Linked DNA regions of Homo sapiens: region 1 is linked to region 2. Evidence: read pairs that join two places in POLR2A ChIA-PET (ENCODE). Cell type or tissue: IMR-90. All regions are shown on one strand. Links, peaks and the distances in the headings refer to the core of each region. The heading gives the core; the rest is flanking DNA. Region 1 overlaps LMCD1 (LIM and cysteine rich domains 1). Region 2 overlaps LMCD1-AS1 (LMCD1 antisense RNA 1).

Region 1 (2,916 bases), core at 193-2,692, 130 kb before region 2:
TGGCTCCTTGCAAAAGGATGCTGCTTGGTCCACAGCTGAGCAGGGACGGAGTCTCAGATGTGTTCATTCCAATTGCAACGGCTTTGCCCGGGGCTTAGAACTGCGTGGGTGCTCCAGAGATGGGAACACCTGTTAATTAGAGTCTGTGTCAGGTTTGGAGTGAGGCAGGTCTGGATCCTAGTTCTGGATTAACTACTCACCATCTAGGTGACTAGACAATTTCCTCAGCTTTGTTTTTTGAAATTTTTGTTTTTGTCTGTAATCCACAGTAGCAAATACATTACACGTCCTGATCCAACACACACACACATACACACACACACTCCTGAAAAAAAAAAGCTTCCTGGAAAAATATTTACTACTCCTGAAACACTCTTCCCTTTTCAGTTAAAAAAAATTCTGGTTGTAGTCCACTAAATTGATGTATTACCCACTGACGGATTGTGACCTGAAGTTTGAAAACACTGTTTAACTTTGCTAAGAGTGTCTTTTAATTCCCTTGTTTGTAAAAAGGAGGATGATATACTTTGTAGGATAATTCTTAGGATTAAGTAAAATAACATGCAAAATATCTGGCACAGTGCCTGGCATAACCTAGGTAGTCAATGAATGGGAGATGACAGCATCATCATCATCGTCATCATTTAGCTCATATTAGCAAAACAAAATTGAGTAAAACCAAAGAGATTAATAAAAAGCTAAAACTATTCTTTATGATTCTTCCAGTTCAGGGGTCAGCAAACTGCATCCATCTGTGGGCCAAATCTAGCCCACCGCCTGTTTATGTAAATACAGTTTGATTGGAACACAGCCAGGGTCATCTGTTTAGATATTGCCTATGGCGGCTTTAGTGCTTCAAGAGCTGTGTTAATTAGTCGTGACAGAGACCATGTGGCCTGAAAAACCTTCAATATTCACTATATGCCCTGTACAGAAAAAGTTTACCAATCCCTGTTTTAATCAATGGAATAATATGCAGCCCACTCAAAAAAAAAAAAAAAAAAAAAAAAGCTCGTTGAAGGCCATGTGGCAACATGGAAAAGTATTTATAGTATAGTATAAAAAGTGGGAGAAAGGGAAGTTTCTTTGGAACAAAAAAAAAGATCTCCCTGAAAGTCACTAAAGTATCTCCACTGCAAAGCAAGAGGCAGGCAGATGCCGAGAAGCTGGTAACCATAGTGATTTTGCGGCTGCCCCCAGGCTCCTGCCCATGGTGCCTGAGCCAGGGGTGGCGGGACTGTGGGGAGCAGGGATTCCTCTGGGTGAATGACCCCAGGCTTGTCTCTGGGCCTCTTACCCTCCTGTCCTCCAGCTCAGATGGGGCTCACTAAGTGGGGAGGAGTGGCAGTTTCAAATTCCCAAGTGGGGCTGGCAGGAAAGCCAGCCAGCCTGCCTGCCGAGCCCACAAGCCAAACATCTGCTTAGACAAAGACTTGGAAGTCCCTTGCCCACAAATATGTCCTTCTATTGGGGCTGGAGTTGGGCTGAGCCGCCAGCTGCTGTAAGTTTCCATCTGAAAAGCAGACCTTTGGCGGGGGGGAGGGAGGGGACGGAGGCCTCCCGTCCCCCTCTCAGCATTCTTGTGGGGAAATGGGGCAGAGGGGTCAGACTGTGCTCCCAGGATCCTGGAGGATGATTTCGGACCATATTCACGCGTTTTTATGACTGTGGGGAACATCTTCACTTCTCTCAATGGGCTGTCCTCCTCTTAAGTTTGCTCTTTTGGGGCAGTCACTTGGCCTGAGGAAGGAGTGGTTGGGGAAGGGGCAAGACGGGGAGGCGCCCGGCAGGAATGGTAAATGCTAAAGAGTAGAGATCACATTAAAGGCTATGCTCTGGCTTTCTTTCCCCTTTCTTCAGTTACAAGTTCGGGGTGTGGAGAAAGGCGGAAATTCCTGGGCAAAATGACCATACCCGGGAAATCTGTGTATTTAATTTCTGAGAAAATATTCAGCGAGCTCTCTAAACGCAAGGCAATGGCTTGGTGGAGCTGCTAAGAGTCAGAACATGAAGATCATTGCCCACCCAGCTCAGGGGCCCATCAGTTCCATCCAGGTGGGGAGCGCAGGGCTTGGAGAGTGCGCGAGGGGCTCCCACCAGCCTGGTGTGAATGGGTCCAGGTTGCTGGAGTCGGCAGCTCCCTGGCCACGGAGATCTCTGATACTCAAAAGGCCCACAAGAACCCACAGTGGGTGGAACTGGGGGTGGACATGGGAATCCTTTCATTGTTCTCAGTACGCAGATAAGAGGCTCCCAAATGCTCAGTGGGCTGAGCTGCAAGCTACCCCATACACGGCTGCCCACCCTGGAGAACCTAAACACTCACATATATATCCCCTGGCATGGTCGGACCCACCCTGCCGAGGCCCCACCCCAACACGGCTTCAGACTTCACTCTGCCGGTGAAGCAGAAGGACTGGGGATTGAACCGAAGCCCCGCTCTCATCAGCACGTGGGGTAACCTCACTGCGCCCCAGGGTCCTCATCTGCGAAATGGGTATCACAACCCCAACCTCTCTCACTGGTTGTTACCAAGAGTTAAAGAGGTTTATTACTTGGGAGGTTGAGGCGGGAGGATGGTTTGAACCCGGGAGTTTGTGGCTGCAGTGAGCTATGATCCTGCCACGGCACTCCAGCCTGGGTGAGAGAGTGAGAGCCGTGTATCTAAAAAAATAAAAATAAAGAGATTGAGACCTTACACAGTGCCTGCTGCAGCCTCACAGTTTCCCCTTTCTTCCCTTGATTCTCAACTTGTCTTCTTTCCTACCCTCCATCCCCGCACAATGGGACATGTGAGGAAAAGAGGGAGACTAAATATTTTTGAATTGTATTGGCCTCACTGATGGAAAAGGGCTCGCTTCTTCAGGGGTGACAGTGGGTGCAGTAGCATCTGGCACTGGGATTTTTCAGGCTTGG
Region 2 (2,916 bases), core at 261-2,760:
TTTGAGGGGGTCATTTGCTTCTTTCCCTCTCTATGTTCTCATCTGCAAAACGATCATGATAACAGTGACTGATATTTATCAGACTCTTAAGATGAGCCAGGCCCTGCTCTAAATGCTTTGAAAGTGGTATCCCTTTGAATCCTCACAGCAGCCAGGGCTGAGGGTTTGTGAGGTGAGTTGACTGAGCGAAGATCAAGAACTGAGAGCTGGTCTGGGCTCAAGGGTCAGGGCTGACTGACTTGGAAGTGGTGCTGTATCTCAGAGTGGCCATCAGAAGTTCTCAAGCTTGATGTTCTGAGATTGTGGATTCCACTATAGTCCTGGTGGTGGTCATGTTTTCCCAGGTGTGGTGGAAAGTTCTAGTCAGGATGTTTGCAGCATAGGGTAGTGGCTATGCACACAGACACTAGAGCCAGCCAGCCTGCACCAAATCCTGTTTTGCCACTGACTGTGTGACCTTGGGCAAGTAACTCCATTTTTCTGTGCTTCGTTTGCTTCATCTGCAAAATGTGGCTGATACTTGTCTCTTAGAGCTACTGCAAAGATTCCAAGAATTGGTGCTTGTAAAGCATTCAGAGCAATGACTTGCACAGGGAAAGCACAATGTGCTTGTTAAAATACTTAATTATCCCTTGCAAATAGCCATGTAATTCCAGAGACATTGATGCCTTATGTTAGCTTATGCTGGTGGGTGTTTGTGGTCTCATCACCTTGAATGCAAAAGCTATCACTTCAATTCCAATGGAATAATTAGGTGTTGCTAGACTGGGAAGGGGGAGGGTATATTACTTCTTATGACCCATTGTACCTCATTTTATTTTTTAGTTAGCAAGAACAAATTCACAACTGAGTGAAAATAAAACATAGAGAGTGCTTTTTGTTAATAAGAATGTTCTAATTTTGAAAAAAAAATGTAGCACCTTCATTTAGTTCTTATGAAAAGCTGCTCTTCGCTGGGCAGGGGGCCCTTGGTGTGTTTATGAGGATAGGTCCTTCAGGATGAGCCTTCCTCTGGGTGGTTTTTGGCCCCAGCTTCTTAGGGAAGGGGCTCAAGGAGCTGATTGGTGCAGGCCTGCAAGGAAGAATCATCTCATACTCAAGGCTAGAAAATATAAATTAGAGCTACAATAAATGAATATCCACACTGGCAATATTGAGAAAATTGGCAGATGTCCTTTTAGGAGCAGTGAGCAAAAGAATGCTTAGACCTGCCTGCAAGGCCTTGAAAACTGCTGCAGGCTGGCAAGTTGCTTCTGGCAAAATTAAGAAGTCAAATCAGCCTGAGACTCTTCCAGAGAATGGCTATTTCCAGGTCAGTGCATCTATTTTCTCATATTGGTGTACTCCTTTCTAGGTGCCTCCTAGCCTGGGCCAAGATGCCTCCCAGTGACTCCTAGAACTGGTCCCTGGCTGCCTATTCCTGAGACCTGGCCCCATGGGTCTCAGCATTCCCTTCCACTCCACTCTTGCCTAAGGCTGGACTGGATACTACCAGATTTGCAATAGATTGGGTGTGATGCTCGGTTTACCACTTCCCTTCCACTCCACTCTTGCCTACGGCTGGGCTGGATACTATCAGACTTGAAATAGATTGGGTGTGATGCTTGGTTTCTATTTGGTGACCAAACATGGCTTGTTTTTAGAATGAAAGGGAAAAAGAAGTGGGTTAGAGAGCCACAGAGTCATTGTTGAGAGAGGAGGGCTTGCCTGTGAGTGAAAAGTAGAAATATTAAACATGTTACCTGGGATCAGTTGAAATTATTAAAAGGGTTTGTAAAGATGCCAATGGTGACTGTTTTAAGTGCTGTGCCGGGCATGCTTTATATTTTATGACTAATCCTTCCAACAATTTATTACATATATTCATTTTGCAGATAAGAAAACTGAAGCTCAAGGAACTACGTAGAGATCAATCTTACTGTCTAGCTTTCCAGATGATAATAGACACATGACCCAGCTTCTTCCATCATGCTCGTTAAAACCACCAGCCAATCCCCAGAAACAGCTTCCTAGCTAAACCAGTAGCTGATAGCTGACGCATAAGTGAATTGAGACCAGAAGAATCTTCCAGCAGAGCCCAGCCCAAGTTGCCAATTCTTAGAACCATGCACTAAATAAATGATTATTGTTTTCATCCATTAAGTTCAGGGGTAGTTTGTTATGCAACAAAATCTATCTGATATACTTAGCTTCAAGTCATGCCCATTCATCCCAGAATTGGGTGGTAAGTCTAGAGGTAGAAGTTAGGACAGGTAAATTAGAGACATCTTTTTCCTTCTTCATGGTTCCCAGAGAGTGCATTTTCACAGCTTTGTGCCACAGATGCATAATGCTGTGATTGTTTGTGAACACCTCAAGAAGAGCTGGAGTCTTACCACCATCAGTGAGAACTGGAGTTCAGTCCCAGTCCTGACACCAACTTGCCAAGTGATATTCAATGATTCCCTCAACCAATTTGGTCTGCAGTTCCTTTCATATTTAAGAAGATTTCTCCTGTCCCTAATATTATGTGACTCTGTGATGCATCGCTAGAATGGTGGTCATACTGTCCACATTTGGATAATTTATTCTAGACCACCGGAGTGGCACAAAATTATGTGACAGATTTTTTTAGTGTGACTTGTCAGCACAAAAGGAAACAAACCGTAAACTGGCTAGTGCTGCAATAAAAAAAAATCTTTTTACTGACAATATAGCCAAAAAAAAAGTCTTAACTATAAAACTACAAGTTTAGGAAGCGAATACTCAAGTTTTCTGACAAATAAGGTTTGCATTATAAAACAAAGGATTTTTTAATGAGCTTTTTGTTGAAATTTATAAAACCACATTGCTTTTGGCTGTTCTGTTAGAGGCAGAAAAAAGGTTTGGTTGGCTGACTTCCATGAGCTCTATAAAATTTACTAATTTGTTCATTCA

The links. ChIA-PET counts read pairs that join two places held together with the same protein. Peaks named below come from ENCODE experiments on the same cell type or tissue, not always from the same donor. Only the 100,000 strongest peaks of a DNase experiment are listed, where the experiment ranks them.
Region 1: POLR2A ChIA-PET joins it to region 2 with 5 read pairs; 2 of 35 experiments call an interaction of 5 or more read pairs at or near these places.

The regions. Positions count from the first base shown.
Region 1 is chr3:8,553,811-8,556,726 of GRCh38, reverse strand. The region is part of intron 4 of LMCD1 (LIM and cysteine rich domains 1); the gene reads right to left. Among named protein-coding and RNA genes, the nearest start is that of LINC00312, 17 kb to the left of the region's middle. In IMR-90, for the core only: no CTCF peak of the experiment used is centred there; a DNase peak (open chromatin) is centred at 1,536; H3K27ac peaks cover 1,478 bases.
Region 2 is chr3:8,423,625-8,426,540 of GRCh38, reverse strand. The region is part of intron 3 of LMCD1-AS1 (LMCD1 antisense RNA 1); the gene reads left to right. Among named protein-coding and RNA genes, the nearest start is that of LMCD1-AS1, 77 kb to the left of the region's middle. In IMR-90, for the core only: no CTCF peak of the experiment used is centred there; no DNase peak of the experiment used is centred there; H3K27me3 peaks cover 166 bases.